Regions from separate parts of the Homo sapiens genome. Here region 1 is linked to region 2. A link is a contact called in ENCODE Hi-C or POLR2A ChIA-PET data. All regions are on one chromosome and are shown on one strand. The core of a region is the stretch at or near the end of the contact, and the rest is flanking DNA. Distances in the headings are between cores, read along the strand shown.

Evidence for each region. A loop is a pair of places that touch in the nucleus more often than their neighbours do. ChIA-PET counts read pairs that join two places held with the same protein, here RNA polymerase II (POLR2A). Pooled maps may share reads with other maps.
Region 1: a loop to region 2 is called in a map of endothelial cell of umbilical vein, with 2.1 times the contacts of the local background. The contact joins the promoter of ZNF775 here to the promoter of GIMAP4 in region 2. A Hi-C loop is called at or near these places in 1 of 168 maps with a recorded cell type or tissue (endothelial cell of umbilical vein) and 4 of 50 pooled maps. POLR2A ChIA-PET finds 5 or more read pairs at or near these places in 1 of 52 experiments (naive thymus-derived CD4-positive, alpha-beta T cell).

The regions. Positions count from the first base shown.
Region 1 is chr7:150,375,601-150,381,286 of GRCh38, forward strand. ZNF775 (zinc finger protein 775) reads left to right here and starts at 3,730. Exons shown (of 3, transcript NM_173680.4): 1 at 3,730-3,792. It overlaps ZNF775-AS1 (ZNF775 antisense RNA 1), which reads right to left. Exons shown (of 2, transcript NR_183445.1): 2 at 4,245-4,588. RefSeq lists enhancers at 2,719-2,878, 4,889-4,948 and a silencer at 3,289-4,098.
Region 2 is chr7:150,562,732-150,568,725 of GRCh38, forward strand. It overlaps GIMAP4 (GTPase, IMAP family member 4), which reads left to right and starts at 4,659. Exons shown (of 3, transcript NM_018326.3): 1 at 4,659-4,706. It overlaps LOC107986860 (endogenous retrovirus group K member 19 Env polyprotein-like), which reads right to left and starts at 1,371. Exons shown (of 2, transcript XM_017012936.2): 1 at 482-1,371. The coding sequence starts at 1,052.

The DNA.
Region 1 (5,686 bases), core at 2,480-4,979, 190 kb before region 2:
CAAAATTAGCCGGGCATGGTGGTGCATGCCTGTAATCCCAGCTACTCGGCAGGCTGAGGCAGGAGAATCACTTGAACCCAGGAGGCAGAAGTTGCAGTGAGCCGAGATCGCGCCATGGCACCCCAGCCTGGGCAACAACTCTGTCTCAAAAAATAAAAATAAAAAAAAATTAAAAAAGAGGGTCTCTGCTCCATCTCAAGGTCAGGTCAGACTTTTCAGGTGCTAGTTGCTAGGCAGGAAAGGGGGCTGATTTGATTCTGTCCTACAGTGTCCCTGGCCGGCCTGCTGTAGGACTCCAGATTTCTGTGAGCAGTCACTCTGTATGCGTCCCTGAATTGGTGGTTTCATACAAATTTGAGTACCTCTTTTTACCAGGCATTAATAGTTCTTTTCTTGCCTGTGTTAGCAATTTCTGCATATATCTCCAGCATTTAGCACAGAGCACATAAGAATAACCACAATTTGTTGACGTGAGTGGCACCTGGTGAAGTTTACCTAAATTATCTCATGTGTCCTTGTGTGGGAGGTAGTCTTCTTTTATACATGAAAACATTTGCCCACAGTCATATAACTGGTAATCACCAGAGGCAGATTCAAATTCAAGTCTGTCTGACTCCTGAAACCTGTGCTCTTGACAACCGCTGTGTGCTTAGTGGATGAACGCTGCGTGCTGCTGTTTTTGGTTAAGTATTAAATGCCAACTGTGTGGGTGGGGCTTAAAGTGTGTAGGATGGAAAGAACAGCTTCAAAGCTTCATATTGGTTTATGGGGTTATGGAGCCACTTAAAAACCTGTGTAGTTGATGGCAAATTATCTGTCAAAGCCTGGGAGCAGAGGGCGTGGTCTCAAGAAAGCCCCAGTCACATTTTTTCTCTTTGTGGGAACACAGGGTTTCCAGGGAAGGGGAGATGGCCAGGAAAGAGTAGGTCGATGTCTGGAAATGATGGGCAGGGAGCAGGGGCGGGTCCTTGGGTTGGCACCTAGGTTAGTATTGGAGCCGTTAGGGACAAGGATGAGGGTGAGAGGGGATCTGACCAGGGGTCCTAACCTTTTGAAAAGTCCCGTTTAAAGGAAATAGTCTGGGATATGGGGAAAGCGGGGTGTGGGTGTCGTCAGTGCTTCACTGCCCACTGCTTGTTATGGGGATGGGAAAGAGAGGTCCAAAGGACGGAAAGGTCACACAAGTGGCCTTGAGGGGGCTGGTAAAGCAGGAACAGAGTCAAATTGTGCCTGGTTCCTTCCTGAGTCCCTTGGTGGGTGGCCCAGTGGTTCTCAAGCCCTTGCTCTGCCTGGTTCATCACCACAGCAGTCACTGGGGAGGACTGCCTGGGTTGTAGGGGTCTGCTGGCAGGAGCTGCCCATCTCTTCTGAAGAATCCACAGTTTTTCTTTGTTTTCTTCTACAATTACAAAAGCATTAAATTATCTTTAAAAATAAATAATTCAGATAATAATGTGAACGTTCTCCTTCATTCCCCTATTCCACTCTCAAAATCCTTTTTGTTTACACTGAGAAAAGTTTGAGGAGTATTCTCCTAACACTTTTTTCCTGTGTATTTGCAAACACATATGCAGCCTCTCCCCCTGGTATTTTTTTTCTTAGTGGAAATAGGATCCCAGAGGTTCTCCATTCTTTCCACCTCTGAAATACCCTTGGTCATGGGATGCCAATCTGGAGGAAGTCTGCTCTGTAAGAAGGAAACAGGCCCAGAGAGTGGAAGTGACCCCCACCGGTGGGGGTCCTAATTTCTGAAAAACAACTCAAGGACATATGTCAAGATGTCATCTTCAGTTTCTATAAGGAAGCTAACGTTTTGTGACTCTTATTTGGGTACTATTGTTTAAACTATTACTACTTTCTTGCTTAGCAGGTCATTCATTCACTTCCCTAATTGCTGGTTGCAGGGCTAGCTAGGTGCCTGGAATTTCCCTTGAAGGGACTCAAATGTTTCTTTATTTTCGTGCATTGAATGGGGGGCTGGTGGCAGACCCCTAAGAGAGGTTCCTGCTCTGTCTCAACACTTGTAGCCAGTGGCAAATCTGGAACTAGAATACTGGTCTCAGCAACAGGAATGTATTCCACAAGCCTTCGTAGAACCTCTTCTAGGTACTCTTCTAGAAAATAAGCTAGGTGTGGTGGTGCATGCCAGTAGTCTCAGGTGTAGTTCAGGTGGGAGGATCCCTTGAGGCCAGGAGTTTGAGGCTGAAGTGCGTTATGATTGTGCCTGTGAATAGCCACTGTACTTTAACCTGGGAAACATAGCAAGACCCCGTCTTTAAAAAAATAAACAGGAGAATGAGACTCCAAAGTGTTGATAGCTAGTGATGTGTGGCCTCTTTATAGGGTGTGTATGATTTTGTATTTTACAAATCCTTCTATAGATAATATAACCAAATTAACGGTAAAAACTCAGTAAGGTATGCAGGCAACTAGAAAATTATTAACCCTATTTTATAGACGAATAAGTCAAAGTCCAGAAACAGAAAAGTATCTTTTATAAAAAGTACACATGAAGTTAGTGACAAAATCGAATCTCAGTCCCCAGTTCCTGCTGTGCTACTGAGGCTAAACCGCAGCCGGGCCTGTGGCAAATGTTTAATCAGCTGTTGACTGAAGAAAATAAGGTCCGCCTGCCCAACAGCAACCGTTTGTAGAGTCTCAGAGGCCCAGCTTCTGTCTGTATCTACCTCATGCCCCAGAGGCAGCTTCTAGCAGCTCCGGAGAGCATCCTGCCAGTGGGAGTTGACCCAGCTGCGCCCCCTTTGAGGGAGAAGTGTGAGGAATTTCCTTACAATGGGGTGGGGAGTTGCGAAGATACTCCTTCCTGAAGGTCTGGCAGTCTGGACCGGGGTGGCAACTGGGCGGAGATGATTCCGCTCACGGGAACCCTACCTAGTAACCCGACCTAGTAACGTAACCTCAGAGCCGTTCCTCAGCTAGAAAACAAAGGGATTAGGCCGGGCGCGGGTTTGTAATCCCAGCACTTTGGGAGGCCGAGGCCGCAGGGTCACTTAAGCTCAAGAGTTCGAGACCAGCCTGGGCAACATGGCGAGACCCCCATCTCTACAAAATATTTAAAAAGTTAGCAGGTTGGGAGGTTCGGTTGAGCCACGGGTTCGAGGTTGCACTGAGCCATGATCGCGCCACTGGGGTCTGAGCGAGACCACCTCCCTGAAACAGAAAACGAAGGGGTCGGGTATAATGATTTCTAAGGTCCCTCGTAGTGAACCCTAAAAGTTATCACACCCCACGGTGGGGCTATCGCGGCTTGAGGGCAGCCACAGCCTCAGCCGGGGTTTCTGTCCGGGCCCTGATGGGTCCCCAGCAGGGAGAAACAGCGTCCGGCGCGCTGTGGCGCTCGGCGAACGTGCGCTGAGTTCAGGCGTTACAACGGGGTCGCACGCGGAGTCCAGGCCTGGCAGGGGTGCCAGGACGCCGCCGGCCATCTGGGGCCCGACCTCCCAAGGTCTCCTCCCCGCGGCCGGCGGCTAGCGCGCTCACGGCGCCCGGGCCTTGCGCGCCCGCCGGGGGCGAGGTCAGCCCTCCCCCCTCGGCTATTGGCTCCAGAGAACAAAGGAGCCGCCCCGCGGGCTGCTCCGATAGGGCCGGGCGGGTCATCTGAGCGGCGCAGCCAATGGAGTGGCTGGGCGGCCCCGGGGATGGCCAGGCCCGCCAGCCAATCAGGCACCCGTGCCCGCCCCGCCTGCCCCGGGAATGGCCAGGGCCGGGAGCCCGGTGCCCAAGTCGCCCTCGGGGTGGCAGTTCCCGTTAACCTTAGCCACAAAGTCAAAGGTATTTATTTCCCCGTCGCCTCCCTCCGAGTCCCTCTGCATTTTGGGCGGGGAGGGGCGGTGCGAGGGATGGACCAGCGCCCGGCCCCGCTCCTCCCGTGCTGCCTCCGCCCGGCCCGGGCTGGGGCGGAGGGATGGGGCGGGGGCCTGGGGTGCCCCGAGCCCCGCGCGCCCCCCGAGCCCCGGGTCTCAAGCGTTCCCTCTGCCCCGACACAGCCGAGGGGAAAGGGGCGCGGCCGAGGGTGGGGAGGGCGCCAGGCCAGGGCAGCGAGGTTAGGAGGGAGGCTAGTGAGAATGGAGGGAGGACGCGGTGGCGAGTAGAGGGGTCGCCCGCGGGCGGTCTCTCCTGGGCTGTCCCGTTGTTCCGAGTTCCCCGTCCCTGTTCGCCTCCCTGATAGATCAGTTTCTGGGGGCAGGAACCCCAATGCTCGCTGCAGAGTGACAGACACATAGTAGGTGACCAATAAATGTGTGATTAAACGAGCGGGGATAAGGATTGGGGGTGGAGATAAGTGAGAGGGAAGCACCGCAGAAGTTGGAAGTGTGTGGTGTCGGGTGTGGCGGAGAACTCCTCTCTAGGAAGATGGGCACAGCAGCCGCGAACTCGGTGGGGCGGGGTGCGGGCATCCCCTCTGTGAAGAACGTTGAGGATATCTACATGTGGAAGGTGTGGAGATGGGTCCTCCTTCGGCCCTTTGAGCAAGATGATCTGAGCTGGGGCTGGGTGTGGTCAGAGCCCCAGGGGTTGGAGGCGGACGACAGCCCAAGGCTTCACAGCTAACTGTTCCCATGTTCATCTGTAAAATGAAGAGATTAGATGGCAGTTGTCTCCTTTCAGCTTGAAGGTTCATGCTTCCGTGCTTCAAATCTGTTTTGTACTGAAATTTCTTTTATTTAAGTGTTCCCTTATGACAGTTTTTATTAATGGATTACTGTGTGTGGAGCCTGTACTGGGTGCAGGGGAGAGAGAAGGACCCTGTGTTAAGATGCATGTAGTCTTGTGCAGACTAACAAATTGATGACAATGATGATTCCATGTAGATGGTCCTAGGTGCACAGGTTAAACAGAGAAGGGATTCCTGGCTGTGCCTGGTGTGTCCAAAAAGGCTTCCTGGTCAAAGCGATCCCTAATCTGGGCTGGGAAGGGGAGAACTGAGCAAGGGCCTTCCAAGGTTGGTCACAGGGTGCGAGGACACGGTGAGTTCAAGAGCCACGAGAGGATGGGGCGTGTCGGGGTGCAATGGGGAAAGATGAGCAGAGTTGAGTTCTCAGTTCCCTCTTATCCGAGGTGTGCGTGCCAGCAAGTCCATTTGGTGGGGGTCTGGGTTTCTGAAAAACAACTCAAGGACATATGCTAAGATGTTACCTTTAGTTTCTTTAGGCAACCACACGTTTCGTGTGGTCTGACTTCCTTGCTATTATTTTAGCTACGATTACCTTCTTATCAGGTTGCACATTTACTTCTCAGGACCAGCTAGGTGCCTGGAATTTCCCTGGAAAGAACTCAAGATTTTCCTTTATTTTCATGATTGGAGGGCACAGCAGGTGCCTGAAGGGGTCCCTGCTCCATCTCACTTTGCTTTCCCAAGGTCCTTTGAATGCAGCAAGGGATGCAAACGTGTTTATTAATTAAAATGTGACACCTCTTCAGAGATTGTTAGCAGCTGGGTTTATCCTCGGCCTTCAGCTCAGATGCAGGCCCTGACAGGTTCCTGAATATTAGAATTGGGGCCGAGGAATGTAAGTGCAGCTCTCGCCTCTGAAGGGAGGTGGGTGAGGAGGAGGGGGCCAGGGGTGTGGCGCAGGGGAGGTGTGGGTGGGACAGTTCCAGCAAGCGTGTTTACCTCTGGCCGGTGAAGGAAGTCTTGGAAGGAGGTACCTCAGGATCATGGCTG
Region 2 (5,994 bases), core at 3,409-5,908:
GTCGGCTTCTATTCTATACTTTTGGGTAGGTGCCTTTTCGGAATAGTCAATTGGCAAGCTGCGCTCTTGACATCCCTTGTGCTGTCCAGTACAATTTACTGCAAATTGCCCCTTAGAGGTCCAGTCAATAACGATTCCATAGGAGTTATTTTGCAGTACCACAGCACTATTTGCAATGCAATCTTCCCAAGTCAGCACCTCAGCTTCCTTAGACCATAATGTCAATTGTTCTGGGCATTTTTTCTTTCTTGGCCTAAATTGATTAGTAAGAATATTAGCTATACGATAGGAATTTCCTGAGGATATGACTTTTGTTTTAGATTGAAAGCTCCTTCCACTAACTATATGAATAGAGGCCTCTGATCCATTATGTGCAGGGACATAAACCATCCAGCTTTGTTTGTCATAATCTAAACATCCTGCTGCAGGCCCCAGACATATAGAAGGAAAGCAATACCAATGGACACATTTATTAACATACCTTCCTCCTCTGGATGAGTAGGGCCTTGGTTATCAGTTGGTCCGGGCATCCAAACACTATTATTAACATAAACCTCAACTGGGGAGTTCAGCCAAGTAAGAGGTCTAATCAGTGGAGGGAATGGAATGTAATCCCAATAGGTATAATTTTGATCAGCCTCAGCTACAGGGAGACTCACTGCCAGGGTAATTACCACCATCATAGCTACCAGCAGATTGCAGGAGGTCCACGGTTTGTCCTGAGACTTCAGGTCCTCTTCTGCAAGCTGGGTCAATCTCTTAATCTGCCCCCAGGTCGGTGGAGTTGACTGGTGAGTCTTGCTGGTCACCTTCTGCTCAGCAGAAATCTTCATTTGAGCCATCAGGCAAGTTGGGAGTGCAAAGTTCCGAGGTCTTCTCCTCTTCCTTGGATTCTGACTCACGGCACAGCTTAAGATGTCTTGTAGGCACCCAGAGAGGAAGCTGATTTTCTCCTGGTGAAATACAAGAAAACCCTCTACCCCATGTAATGATTCTCCCCTCTTCCCAGGTCTTTGTTCTGACATCTTTCCACCACACAAGGTTTCCTTCATGGGGATTTATTTTTTGCCCTGTTAGATGCTGCTCTGCTGCAGTTGTAAACTGATCTCTGGACAAGTTCAAAAAATTTAAAATAATAAGAGCCAGTTGTAGCTGCATATAGGGAGTGGAGTATTCCCCCCTCTTTGCCTTTTGTTTTTGTAATTGAGTTTTTAAAGTTCTGTTTGCAAGTTCAACAATGGCCTGTGCTTGAGAATTATAGGGTATGCCAGTACTATGTCGAACACCCCATTGTTGTAAGAATGTTTCTAAAGATTTAGTGCAGTAGCCTGGCCCGTTGTCTGTTTTAAGTTCCTGTGGAATGCCCATAACAGCAAAACAAGAAAGCAAATGTCTTTTTATACGTGCTGTAGCTTCACCAGTTTGGCAGGTAGCCCACATGAATTTTGAAAATGTATCAACACTTACAGGAACGTAAGAAAGTTTACCAAATTTAGGAATGTGGGTAACGTCAGTTTGTCAGATTTTGTTAGGTGCCAACCCTCTAGGGTTAACACCAGTTCCTTGATGTGGTAATTGTAATACTTGGCACTGAGGACAATGTTGTACAATGTCCTTTGCTTGTCTCCAGGTGATTTGATATTTCTGTTTAAGTCCTGCTGCATTAACATGTGTTAAGGAGTGAAAGTCTTGGGCATCTGTGAGTACAGGAGAAACTAATAAATCAGCTTGATTATTAGCCCTTACAAGGGGCCCAGGGTGATTAGTATGTGTTTGGATGTGTGTAATATGAAAAGGAAAACCTTGATGATGCACCACCTTCTGTAAGGAAGAAAACAGTTGATAAAGTTGTTCATCAACAATGTACTTAATTAATGCAGTTTTTATGTTTAGAGTGGCTTGAACAACGTAAGCCGAACCAGAGACAATATTTACAGGCTGATTAAAATCTTTCAACACAGTTATAACTGCCTGTAATTCAGCCCTCTGAGCTGAATGGAAATTAGTATGAATAATTCAATTTTTAGGTCCTACACAGGCTGCCTTTCCAGAACTAAAGCCGTCTGTAAATACAGTCACTGCTCCTTCTAAGGGAGCATTATGGGTAATTTTTGGCAGAACTCATGTAGTTAATTTTAAAAACTGAAAAATCCTATTTTTTGGATAATGATTGTTAAGGTTTCCTATGAATTCAGCTTGCCAATTAACTTGCCAATAAATTTACTTGCCAATTAAAGGAGTTAATAAAAACCTGTCGAATCTGGTTTTTGTTCATTGGAACTATAAAAAGACCATTCAACCAAGTCCTCACTCTGAGCAATAACCCCTGTAGGTGAATGGAGCTTGTTGTATTTTTTCCTCAATCATTAGTGCTGGTTGTAAGCCACAGATTGTAATAGGGAATGAACATAAGGAGAATTTGGCCCACATTGTCCAATTGCTTGCCTTAAGTCTTTCAATATTTTAAAAGGGAATGGCTCCCAGTGTGACTGAGCATGTCCAGGCTGCTCCTCTGGTATGACAGTCACCAGAAACTGCCAAGCATCCAAGTCCCCACTTTCTCGTGCCTGATGAATGGAAGCCTGAATTGTCCCATATTTAACGTTGGGAGGAGCCTGAAGCATCTCTTTGGAATAATTAACAGGTGGACAAGTCTGAATTTTTAACCGTAATTAACTGGTGGCTGAGTCTGATTTTTACCATAGTTAACGGCAGGTTGTGCAATAACAGGTGCCGCAAACGGCATCTCAGGCTCCCATGCCTGCAGTTCACAAGGCTTAGGTGGGGGTGGCCATTCCGGAGCTTCCCCTGAGGGTGCAGTAGGTTGAACTGTCTCTTTCATATGTTTTTGGAGGTTAGCATACATAACCTCCTGATTCTCCCCCTTTTTTAACTGGAGCTAGATGTTGAGGTGATCAGGCCCAACCCCTTTAATGCCTGCATGATCTCGTTCCCATTCCTGATATTAATAACTTGTATACTGTATGTTTTGCCCCTTTTCTTGATTTATGTAGATAGAGGCTTATCAATTTTATTAATTATTTCCAAAGAATTCATGTTTGATTTTATTGGTTTTCTCTATTTTTTTTTTCTGTTTCAAGATTTCTTCCCTTTAGTATTTCCTTCATCCTCCTTACTTTAGGTTCAATTTGCTGTTCCTTTTCTAAATTTTTAATGTGGTATCACAAATTATTGTTTTCATTTCTGGATCTTTAATGTAGACATTTTTGTCTACACATTGCTTTATTGTTAAAGCATTAGATGAAACGTGGTGCTCACTGCAAATGTAGTCCCTAACAGAGAACTTTCCTACTGCAGTGATCCCTGTAACCTGAATAAAGATTCCCTAAGTAATGATCCAGTGCTTTAATAGTACTAAAAATAAATACTATATTTTGCATCAATTTCTGTAATTAAATAGAATAATATATACCTTCTAGCCAGGTTTAGGCTTCAGAAACAAAATATAATCCTAGTCTTTTAAGGTATCTCAGTTCAGAATCGCGGAGATGCTTTCTCATGCTGCCTGTTCTTTTGGACTTGCCTTCGTTTGCCTGTCAAACCAAGGGACCAAGTGGTCTTTGTTATTTAAGTCATGTTGCTCTGGAATGTAAATTATCCTTACTGTTGGTGCAAGATGTATTCCATTGCCTTGTTCTGCTTTTTAGTGTAGCCATCCTGTGCTTGTATACCCAGGGCCAATCACATTCTATCCTCAAAGAAATGTATGTCTTTCTCTTACAGTTCTCTTTAGAATTATTAGCAATTTTATAATTACTAAAGTGCTATGTAATTCTAAATAAGGTCTCAGCTGTGGGGTATAATGGTAAATTGAGACCCCTTTTACAATGGAAAAATAACTGGTTATAACGGTGAGCTGGGACCCCATTACAATACTCTCAAAGTTTCCATTTTAGTGGTAAGTAGTGTCAGATGTCAGTGTTTAGAATATTTCAGTGGTTCCAGGACCATCTCAGGAGGTGAATTTTGGGCCCATCCTAGTCAGTCCAGTGAAAGTCATTTACTCTCTTTTGCTTCTAGCAGATGACTCATGGACATACCCTGGAAATAAGGACACACTGTGGACTCAGAGGACATACCTGAGGTACTGGGAGAAAGGGGTATGGGGGCTTAGCTGGGAGGCCTGTTGTGCTGAGCAGGGGTTCAGGGGCTCAAGGGTCTTTCAGAATAACTGATAACTCTCTAGTTTTGGCCCAGAAGTTTCTTCCAGAATGTCACAGCATGACCCATGTTTTTTGTCTCACTGCAGAGCCTTTGCAAGGTTCAGTATGGTAGCCACCAGGCATACCAAGCTGAATATTCCTTCTTTCCTTCTGGGGAAAATGCCTGGTGCAAGTTGTTCTGCCTGACTTTGCCTTTTAGAATTCTGACAATGGAGTAGCTATTTAACTTTAAATAAATTGAAACAAAATAAAATTTAAAATTCAGAACTGCAATCACACTCGTCACATTTCAAGCGCTCAGTAGTCACGTGTGGCTAAGGGTCACCATCTTGGACAGCACAGAACAACCCCATCCCTGCAGAAAGTTCTATTAGAGCTGCTGGATGATCAGGTGGGCAGGTCCCTTGCACAAGTAAATCTGGACAGCTCCTCCCCTCACTTCCTCTCTTCTCCTGTTTCTCAACATCCTGGCTTAGTATTGTGTGCAAAATCAGAGAGGGGTGCAAGATCCTGATTTTTCAGGTAAGGGAATAGGGGTGTGTGTGGTGGGGGTCGGGACGAATGTGCGATTTTGGTGAGGAGGGACCTGTATCTTAAATCGTCTGGTAAACATGTTTTCAGACTATATTCTCGCTGGTTCCCGTTTCCTGGCTTTGCTAATTTTAGGCTGTGATCTGTTTTCAAGGCTGAGCCCTACAAATCAATGCCTCTTCCAGAGATTGCTGCTCAGAGGATACTTGTTTTACAAATAAATGTTTCCTCTCGCTGGTTGTGGAATTTATATAGAAACTTTGATTCTTCCAGGGATAAAGTTGGGTGAGCGGACAGAATTAGCTCTGGGGGAGCTGGTGGGAAGAGGAACATTGGGATGTGTAAGGGGCACAGCTCCATATGTGGCCCCACAAAGACTGCACCCAGGTCAGGATTGGAGGCTCTGCAGTCTGAGGTCTTGTTACAGGGTTAACTGTCTGCTCGGAGCTGCCCGTTAGGGAAACTGTCTCCTCAGGGACAGTCCTGGGTTTACTGGGCATTGAGCTCCCCTTTAGCGGGTAGGAGGAGGGAGATGCCACCTGGTGTGACTCTCTACAGTTCAGGAGAAGCTGGATGCTGATGGGTGCTTGTTCCTTAGGCAGAGAGAGGAGAATTCAGCCACCTGAAGTCAGCACCTACAGAAGCACAGTCTCCTGGCTTTGCCTCTGAATTATTAACAGCAGAGCAGCATTAAAGAGCCCACACACTAGAAGGAGGATATGAAGAAACACCCAGAGAATGTCACAAAAACCCAGAATGTCACAGTATTGTTTTCTTCTTGCTGGTGTCCTATCCTCTCTCCTAACACCAGCCACCAAAGCTGATTTTTAAAAAATGCCATGATTTCTCTTGTTTACAAGAAGCTGTTTCCTATACCCTATTCTTGAAGGATAAAGAAATAGTCATTCAAAAGAAATATCTGGCTTTTCACAGTGTTTCATATTTGTTGGCTTCCTATGAGGTGACTCTGTCTTTAACAACTACCATTTTCTGCCTGTTTTGTTCAAAGTCTGCTCCAATAAGAGTTCTTCAAATATCTTTCTCCATTGCAAAATGTTTGTAGGTAGCAATGAAATAAAACATTTAAAATTAATACCATGTTTCTATAACACTACATATTAATTAATAAAGGAATGGATTGTCATTTTCACAGATCAGATGTGGGCTGGACATAATGATCAATCAAAGGCAAGAAGCAGGGAGATTATCCATTTATTTATTTAACAATGATCGATAACCATTCTTTGCCCAGTATTGTGCTTGTCCCCAGGGAATAATG